Regions from separate parts of the Mus musculus genome. Here all the other regions are linked to region 1. The links are chromatin contacts, found by Hi-C or POLR2A ChIA-PET in ENCODE. All regions are on one chromosome and are shown on one strand. The core of a region is the stretch at or near the end of the contact, and the rest is flanking DNA. Distances in the headings are between cores, read along the strand shown. Region 1 holds the start of Adamtsl2 (ADAMTS-like 2). Region 2 overlaps Fam163b (family with sequence similarity 163, member B). Region 3 has its middle 8.0 kb from the start of Gm13398.

Region 1 (2,945 bases), core at 325-2,824:
AGCTAGAGACATGAGCTCCGGGGTACTGGTTAGTTCATATTGTTGTTCCACCTATAGGGTTGCAGACCCCTTCAGCTCCTTGGGTACTTTCTCTAGCTTCTCCATTAGGGGCCCTGTGTTCCATCCTATAGATGACTGTGAGCATCCACTTCTGTATTTGCCAGGCACTGGCATAGCCTCATACAAGACAGCTATAACAGGGTCCCTTCAGCAAAATTTTGCTGGCATATGCAATATTGTCTGGGTTTGGTGGCTGATTATGGGATGGATCCCCGGGTGGGGTAGTCTCTGGATGGTAAGTCTCCATCCTTTCGTCTTAGCTCCAAACTTTGTCTCAGGGCCCTTCTCTCTTGAGAGAACAGAGATATGGAGGAGGGGCAGAAGGAGGTACAGCCTGCACCTGGCTCCTGATTCCCTTCCAACAAAACAGCCCCTCAAACCCAAACACCCACCAAGGGTTACGGTGAATCAAATCAAGAGAGCTTCCAGCCTTGCTGCTCCAACTCTCAGAATGGCTGCTGCGCACCTCAATTTAAACCCTGTCCTAGAAAGGAAGCTAATGTAGCTTGTCCCAGGTGGGTGTCATCTGCTGGTGAGTTAGACAATGGGCTTCAGAAAAAAGAGGCAGCTTGCCCAAAGCCACACAACAAGGTAGCCTACTGCCCCCTCCCCCACCACACACACACACACACACCACAGAGCAAACTTAGGGACTCAGTCGCACCCAGCAATTCCAGGGGAAGAAAGTCTGGAAATGGTCAGCACCCTCGAAGCCCTGATACCAACTGTCCTACTGTCCTACTGTCCTTCTGTCCTTCTCCCTCTCCCTTTTTTTCTCCCTCCCTCCCTCCTTCTCCTGCAGGTGTCCAGGAGCTTGGTCAGCATCACCCTTACGTCCACCCACCCCCGACACTGAAGGTCTCCATCTGAGTCCCTATTTTCACTCCAGCACAGAGTCCCCATCTCACACAGTCCCATTAGCCTCCATGGCTCCCCAGTCCCTGCTGCTGCCAAAGACAGGTGCCCAGTCAGCCTCACACTTGGTTTTCATTAAGGCTCCCAGACACTGCTGGATTCCAGCCAAGTCCAGCTCAAACAGGATCCATCTCTCCCTAGGGTCCAAAACCTTCAACAGGCCCACCACAGCATGGCTTTGCAGACCAGACAGCAACTGCTAGTACCAAGGTTGTTGCCTCAGGACCACCCTGCCACTGTGTGGCATAGGTTGTTCCCCCCTTTCTCTGTGGTTGAATACCCTCACCAGGGGCTGGGACATCCCCCGGCCCCCATTCTGAACAGCTTGGCTGGTCTGGGATAAGCTACATCTCACACCTCCCAAAGACCACAGTATGAGCAGGGACAAGTATGTAGTGGCCTACCTCACCCAGGGTCAGCAGGTTGTCCTCCTTTTAGAGAAAAGGGTGAGAGCTACTGCCAGGTGCACGGTGCAGGAAGGTGAGTGCAGAGATGTGCGGGCTCTGCCTGTCTCTGGTCCTGCTTCCCCAGCTGCCTCCCTCTCCCACTTCAAAGAGCATTCAAGGGAGGGGGTTCCCAGGAGGGGCTCTCAGCCCAGTGGCTGCTCTGTGGCCGCAGCTGCCTTTATAGCTGTCAGGCAGACGGGGAGGAACTCACACTTCCCACCGCTGCTCCCCCGCCCAGCCTGCTGGCGGCTGGCCGGGCGCACACTTTAACCCGCTCTGCTCCTCTGGAGTATGGCCAGGCTGTCCAGCTGCCTGCTGGCTGCTGCTGCCACAGTCCAGGATCAGTGAGTGAGCCTGAGACTGGCTTGCCTAGGTCCAGAGTGACTGACCCTAATGGATCAATTAGCCTGAGGTCATGTGGAGGGAGGTTGGCAGTGGTGGAGCGGAGCCCCCTTGACCCACCCATCTAACTTCAGCTTCCAGAGAAGGCTGGAAACCATGTGATGTCCAGGCTTTCGGCTCCTGTTCACAGGGAAGACACAGAGGTCCAGACATTGCACGGGTGCAGGCCACCCTCCGTCCTTGGAAAACAGACCTGAACAACGGAGGAACTGAGATACATCCAGAGATCAACCAACCAATGGCTCCAGGGAGAGGAAGAGGTGGCTACAGCCTATCGACCAGATGTCTAGGAAGATCGTCGGCACGGGGTATTCTGCAGATGTTTGGTACCAGCTTGGCTGGACCCCACAGCAGCTGGGCAGCTATTGGCAAGCAAGCAGGACTCAAGAGCTCTGTCCCTGCTGAGCTAGAGCTGAAGTCTTATGAATCCAAGAGGACTTTGGATGATGAGATGTCTGCTCTGACATTTCCTGCTCTCTGAAGCACCCCGTCCTGGAAAACAGGCACCTTCAAATGCTAAGTGATTCTGAAACAACATCCCACAAGCTGGCTGAGCCATTTCATCCATGCCTCTGTCCCTGTAGTGGGGACTGGAAGTCCTCTCCTTTTCTCTGTCCCTCCCTCTTGTCCCTCCCTCTGTGCTAGATGATAAGCTTCTTCAGCTGCCTCTTTGGGCTGCTAAGAGTGATACCCTGGGGGAAGTCTTGTGTCTGACCACCAGACCGCAGCCAAGAACAAAGCAACCAGCAAAAACCAATCAGCACCCAGCCTCTCTGTGAGGCTTGAGTCAGGTGACAAGCATCTTCATCATCTGTACTTTACCGAGGAGAAACTGAGGCTGGGAAGTGGAGTGGTCTGCTAAAGCCACCAGTCAAAGTTGTGACAGATACAGGTTGCGGCGCTGCTCTGCCACACACCCTCTCCTTCTGCCTGGTTCTTCAAAGATGCTGGCTGGCTCTCCCAGCTTAGACTGCGACAGGGGGCAGAGGGTCAGCTCTCACTCTGCCGGTGTTCAGTAGTGACTGACCTTAAGGTATTCAGCTTCTGTTCTCTGTCACCCTGACCTCCCATGACCCTTATCCAGGCTCACACTGCCCCCCTGGGGCCAATAAGAAGAAGCAC
Region 2 (2,945 bases), core at 313-2,812, 41 kb before region 1:
GGGTTATGGGAAACACACTGTCACTCACCAGAACACTGCCCCACCCCCTACCCCCCCATCCCCAGCACACATTCAGATTCCAAAAATGGGTGGAGGGTCCACAGAGTGGCTGCGTCTTCCACTTTGCACTTGGAGAAATGGAGATGGGGACGGAGAGCTCCTGTTTATAAGGTTGTAAACCCATTTATGGTCCCCGGGGGGTAATTAACAGTTCAGCAAGAGCCTTGCCAAATTGCCTTGGCTGGCATGAGAAGACTGCAGAATTGCCTTAGGGTTGCAGACAGGCTGTAGGGTGGTCTCTGCCAGGTTGTCCTGGGTCCTTCAGCCTCTTTCCCTCTACTGCTTCCCTCAAGGACCAACTTAGCAGCCTGCTCCAGAAAGCTCCCCAGCCCCTTCTCCCTGAGCCCCAAAGCATCCTGTTTCTCTCAGGTACTCAGGTTAGCCTTTCTCAGAACCTGGTGGGAAGATCTCCCCTAGGCAAGGACAGATGAACTAGAATCCCTTTCTCTGCTACCTTGGCTCAGTGCCGGACACTGTTTTCTTCTCCCCCCAACCCCCAGCACTTACTGGGAATTCCTTGTTCATGGGGAATAATTGCAATCCCCGATCCCCATCACGAATGGGGTTCAATGGGTTACCCTAGGCACACGCTAAGCCAGTCAGTGTAGCGCCTGTGCAGCCCTGGACATCTAAGAGCATCTCAGACCTGTTACTGCTCTATCTTGGGTGACTGAACGCCACTTGTCCCTCTAAGAAGTTGGGGGATGCCGACCGCGAGGGGCTCTTGTAACTAGTTAGCATGCCAGAGTCTCATTCATTATCGGAATTAACCAGACAAATCGTTCCACCCACTAAGAACGGCCATGCACCTGGACACTGTTTTCATCCACGACTCTCACATTTGGTTGTACATTTAAATCACCAAGACTCCTTGCAGGTTGGTTAAAAATCCAACAACGTGGAGTAGATGGAAGGATAAGCTGTACTGAATCCGCATTGCAGATGAGGGAGCTAGGGCCCAGGAAGAGACCTCTAACCTAAGCTGTGTGTGTGTGTGTGTGTGTGTGTGTGTGTGTGTGTGTGTAGGGGGGCGGCTGTGAAAAGTCCTAGCCCTTGAGGGGAAGTATAGGGAAGAACCCAAGAACATCAGGGTGAGGTGGAAGGAAGTGAGCGCCAGTCCTTCACTCCTCCCATTGACGAGAAGCATGCCACATGGTTCCTTTGGTGTTTCTCAAATACGTGGTACACGCTGAAGAAATTCAGGAAGGCTTTCTGGATTAAGCAAACATATGTTCAGCTCTGATGGCAGTGGAAGTATGGGAAAAGGGTATCCCTGAGGGAAGGCAGGAGACTAGAGCCAAGGGAAGCCTGGTCACCCCCAAGACAGTTGGTAGTTAACTAGAGATGATGTAAGGCTGGATCTTGAGCAGAGCTGCCAGTGGCCTGTATGGCTGTCCTGGGCCAGCCCTGGGACCTGGCGCCCATTGCGGGTGTGTATGTATCTGCAAAGCGATGCTGAGACGCTCCAGCTGGATGGCCCGGGTGTTGGAGCAGCGGCTGCTGACAGCCCTGGGCACCTGGCCTGAGCTGGCAGCCTTCCCATCATGCCGCCAGGCTGCCTGCCGCTGGAGAGGACCCAGGCCCCAAGGAGCAGCAAAAAGCAGCCTGGGTCTGAGGGCCAAGTGAGGGCTGTGTGTCTCTCAGGCCTGGGAGAGGCTCTACTGTGAGTGTGGCCAGATCCCTTGGAGACCTGATTCATGCCTATCACATGATATCAGCCTGCCCCTCCCAGAATTCTCAGTGTTTCTCAAATCTTCCTAGGGAGGAAACTGAGGCATTTGGGCCTGTTCGGTGACTGACTGGAGAAGCACAGGCTGGCATTCAGGTCTGTTTGTGTACATTGTATAGGCCACTTCTTTCTCTGTCCTGAGGAGGAACCCCTGCTCTGCCATGCCTCTTGTAAGCTCCTTTCTCCCCTCAGTTCCAGCCCTGCATACATAAGGGCACCCTTGACTGGGGCATACGCTGTTGGTAGAATCCAGCCCCAGTCCCTGTGGCTGCCAGTGAGCCTGCATGTGAGCCCCAGGGGAGAGTCACTGCAGGACATTGAATCTTGACCTTAAAGGCACTCAAGTCCAACTTGCTAGCCACTTCTCTCCTCTTTGGCTTCTCTGAATGCAACAAGTTCACACCAGTATTTGGCTTCTATAGTCATCTGCCCTGGGTGTGAACAGGAGAAACCCACTTAAAGCGATGTTTTTATAGTCTCAGAGGGTCCTGGAGACTTCTAGGACATCTCCACATCTGTGTCTGTTTCTCCTGACTCTCTACACATTTAGCTGAGGATGCCAGCCCTTGCCACATGTGTCTTCACACATGCCGCTGACCAGCAGGGAGCCGAGAGTCTCCTAATTCCCTCCTAATTCTCAAGAGAGAAGCTTTCCAACCCTAGGGTCTGTGTCCACCTCAAGCCCATTTATACCCCTGTTATAATCAAAGGACAAACAAGAAGGGCATAAATGCAGCCACTGGAGCCTCTTGGCTCAGAGGCAGAGCCCAGAGGGGAGAGCCAGGGCAAGGCTGGGCTGTACCCCAAACTGTCTGCTGCAGACTTGTCTGCTGCAGTGCGTGTTCCCATGAGGGTGCCGTACGATTTAGGGCATTAGTACAGAGGAGATTTAAGGCTCAGCAGTCATGGGGCAGTAGAGAACACATTACTGCACTGAGGAAGATGGAGGGAGCCCCCGAGACCCTACACATTCCTGAGCACATCCGTAGATCTGGCTCTAACCTGACCTTGAACGTTTGTCTGGATGGGACTGGTGTAGAACAGGCCACTTTCCCCTTCCCAGGCTGTGGTTTGTACATCATCATCACAAGTGGGCAACCATGGGGGCCCATATCATCTCAGAGAGAGGGGTCTGTCTGACAAGCAGGTGGGATGA
Region 3 (2,945 bases), core at 160-2,659, 35 kb after region 1:
AGGACCTCTAGAGGCAGAATCCTCATTGGTTCCTGTTGCTGTGTCAAACACTGTGACCAGAAGCAACCTGGGGAGAAAAGGGTTTGCTTGACTTACAGGTTACAGCCCACGTCATTGAAAACCAAGGCAGGAACTGAAGCAGAGACCACACAGTGCTATGTATAGTCTTGTTCCCCGTGACTCAGTGAGCTTTTTTATACTGGCCAGGCCCACAGGCCCATACAGCTGGGCCCTCCTATGTTAGCTGGCTACTAACAATTAAGAAAAGGCCCATGGACATGCCCACAGGCCAATCTGATGGAGGAAATTCTTCGGTTGAGTTTTCTTCTTCTCAGGTATGTCTAGGTTTGTTTCAAGTTCACAAAAATTAAACAGGACAGGACAGGCAGCTTTACCTGCTCTGTCATTCAGGTGTCAAGGTCAAACACCCACTCAGGCATCATGTACTCCCAACTGTGTGTGTATGTGTGTTCTGTGTGCACATATATGTGTGCAAACACTCTGATTCCTTCCCGGTCACATGCTCCTAGATTGCCTTGTACACACCTTTCTCTCTGCAGTCACTCATCTCAGGAGGTGTCTGCCTGCCTGACAGAACCCTAAAAGCCAGGACTCAGTATCACAGCCTCAGTTTCCCCTCCAGGTCCTCAGCCCAGATCTAGTAGTTCTCAGAATATGATGTGTGAAGAACACCCAGGTCTTAGCTGTTTGCAGCTTTGTTTATTTTGTGTCTGTGCAGATACACTTGGAGAGGCCAGAGATGGGCCCTGGGTATCTTCATTTATGGCTTGCCACCTTATTTAATTCTTAAACATGGCTCCTCACTGGACCTAGAGCTTGCTGCTTTGGCTGTCTGGCTCACCAGCAAGCCCCCAGGCTTCTGCCTCTCTCTGTCCTGCAGAAATGAGGTTATTCTTGGACCCAGCTTTTACATAGGTGGCGGGATCCAAACCCAGATCGTCAAGCTTGTGCAGCAAGCCCTGCATCTGCTGAGCCATATTTACAACCTCTTATCCAGGCTGTACCAATACTTTAAATTTCTATTTTAACTCACTAGCAACAGAGGTCAGTGGTGATGCTGGGTGAGTTCATGAACTTTCTCAGTTACCCATGTGTGGTAGAGGACTGTAGGTACACCGATAAACAAAAGACCATTGCAGCACCCTGCTGGGCTTCATGCCTGGCTCTTTGGCCACTGTGGTTCCCAATCCACTGCAGGAAACAGTCCATCTAACTTCTGAGATGGCCCTTCCTGGTGGGTTGGGCTGCCACCCGATTCTACAGCAGAGGCTTCTAAAGGGCAGGAAAGTTGGGTGCTGTGTCCAAGGTCAATAAAAAGTGACTAGAGCCTTGACAGCAGGTTCTAACATCCTTTGTCCCTCCAGGGATACACCAGTGTCCTGTTCCAGCATGGTCCCTAAACACACGGTGTCCCTGAGGTGTGGTTTCCCATGAGTACCTACCAGACACCAGCTACACATGCTTGCACACATGCTTGCTTCACATCTGTCCCCTCCCAGACCACCCAATCAGCTGGAGCAAGACAGACAGACAGACAGACAGACAGACAGACAGACAAGAGTTCCCAGGAGAGAGCCTGCCTTGCAGGGATCCATGCCCTGTACTGCAGCCAGCCACCAACACCGCACCCCAGGAATCCTTCCCGGAGGCCTGGCTGCTGCTCGCCAGCCAGAGACTGGAGAAGTCAAGGGTTTCAGCTCCTGCTGGGGGGAAGGCCAAGGCAGCTACAGCTGGGCTTCCCAGAGGCCAGGAGCTGGTTCCAGGTCAAGTCTACACCAGGCCAGCCAGCTTTGGGGGTGAAGTGGAGGAGGAGAACTCTTGCAGATGCCAGTCCTGAGCACCAGTGAGCAAACAGAAGCACGTGGCACTTCATACAGATTAGATGGAGCACTGGATCCTGGGGCTAAGGACCCTAGGTATCCAAGAGAGTGCCCTCTGCACTTCTGAAGGGCCATTTGGTATCGGGACTAGCCTTTCTCTGAGAACCTGCATGTTCTGGAGTATTAGTTAGCCGGGAAAGTGTGTGAGGCTTGCCACACTTAGATCTAGGGAGAGAGGGGTCCTTCACATGAGCCCCACCATCCAAATGCAACCAGGATGGATTCTCAAGCCAGAGTACTGCTGAGCTGCCGGCCATTCCACATAGCCAATCTGCAGCCCGGTCCCTAGGGCCTGGGGGGGGGGGGTTAACGTAGATATGGTGTCTAGACTTTTAAACAGGAGGGATGAGAGTCGAGCTGGGAGGAGCAGCACAAAGAGGGACCTATACTACTAACTAGAGAAAAGAGGGTAAAAAGAGAGATGAGCAGAAGTGCTGGCCGCCCCTGCCTGGATGCTCAGTGCTGCTCAGTCTGGGAACAGCAGTATCTCAGCAGCCTCTGTGATCAGCCAGCAGCAGAGCTCCAGGCCCAGCACAGAAGTGCCCCCTGCTGGCCACAACTCCTATAGGGCCCTGCATTGCACAGGTCATAGGAGTACAGGCCCCAGTACTGAGTATACGTGCACACAATTCACCAGCCCCTGGACACTAGGATCTCCTTAATGGGCAAGGTCCTTCCTTGACAGTACAAAGTAGACTGTGATTTTTGTTTCAGTCTATATCTAGATGAAGGGGACTCAAAAAAAAAACCAACCAAACAAACAAACAAACAAAAACAATGAGAGAGAGAGACAGAGAGACAGAGACAGAGAGACAGAGACAGATAGCCAAGACAGCATCTCCATGGGAGAATCCCCATGATATGATGCATTAGTGTAGTCAGCCCATCTTTAATGCTAGGATACTATGTCCAATTGGCACCACTCAAACAGCACCCTGGGAAACTGGCTGAAGGGAAAGTGCCAGTCAGCTGTGTGTGCAGGCTGTTGCCCTGGTGGATGAAGAGCTAGGCTATGTCTCACTGTGGAGGCTGGATCCCCAGCTT

Evidence for each region. A loop is a pair of places that touch in the nucleus more often than their neighbours do. ChIA-PET counts read pairs that join two places held with the same protein, here RNA polymerase II (POLR2A).
Region 2: a loop to region 1 is called in a map of heart, with 4 times the contacts of the local background. The contact joins the enhancer-like site here to the promoter of Adamtsl2 in region 1. A Hi-C loop is called at or near these places in 11 of 37 maps with a recorded cell type or tissue (CH12.LX, gastrocnemius, heart and 2 more). POLR2A ChIA-PET finds 5 or more read pairs at or near these places in 1 of 5 experiments (Patski).
Region 3: a map of heart shows a loop between it and region 1 (2.7-fold over the local background). The contact joins the enhancer-like site here to the promoter of Adamtsl2 in region 1. A Hi-C loop is called at or near these places in 5 of 37 maps with a recorded cell type or tissue (heart and v-Abl transformed pro-B cells).

The regions. Positions count from the first base shown.
Region 1 is chr2:27,078,008-27,080,952 of GRCm38, reverse strand. It overlaps Adamtsl2 (ADAMTS-like 2), which reads right to left and starts at 1,574. Exons shown (of 19, transcript NM_029981.2): 1 at 1,380-1,574.
Region 2 is chr2:27,119,094-27,122,038 of GRCm38, reverse strand. The region is part of intron 1 of Fam163b (family with sequence similarity 163, member B); the gene reads left to right. Among named protein-coding and RNA genes, the nearest start is that of Gm36882, 18 kb to the right of the region's middle. Within about 2 kb of position 1,562, at least 2 of the 3 ENCODE cell types and tissues checked have a DNase peak (open chromatin) inside an H3K27ac peak, as active enhancers do; they include gastrocnemius and heart, where a contact is called at or near this core.
Region 3 is chr2:27,043,160-27,046,104 of GRCm38, reverse strand. No RefSeq gene overlaps it. Among named protein-coding and RNA genes, the nearest start is that of Gm13398, 8.0 kb to the right of the region's middle. Within about 2 kb of position 1,409, at least 1 of the 3 ENCODE cell types and tissues checked has a DNase peak (open chromatin) inside an H3K27ac peak, as active enhancers do; it is heart, where a contact is called at or near this core.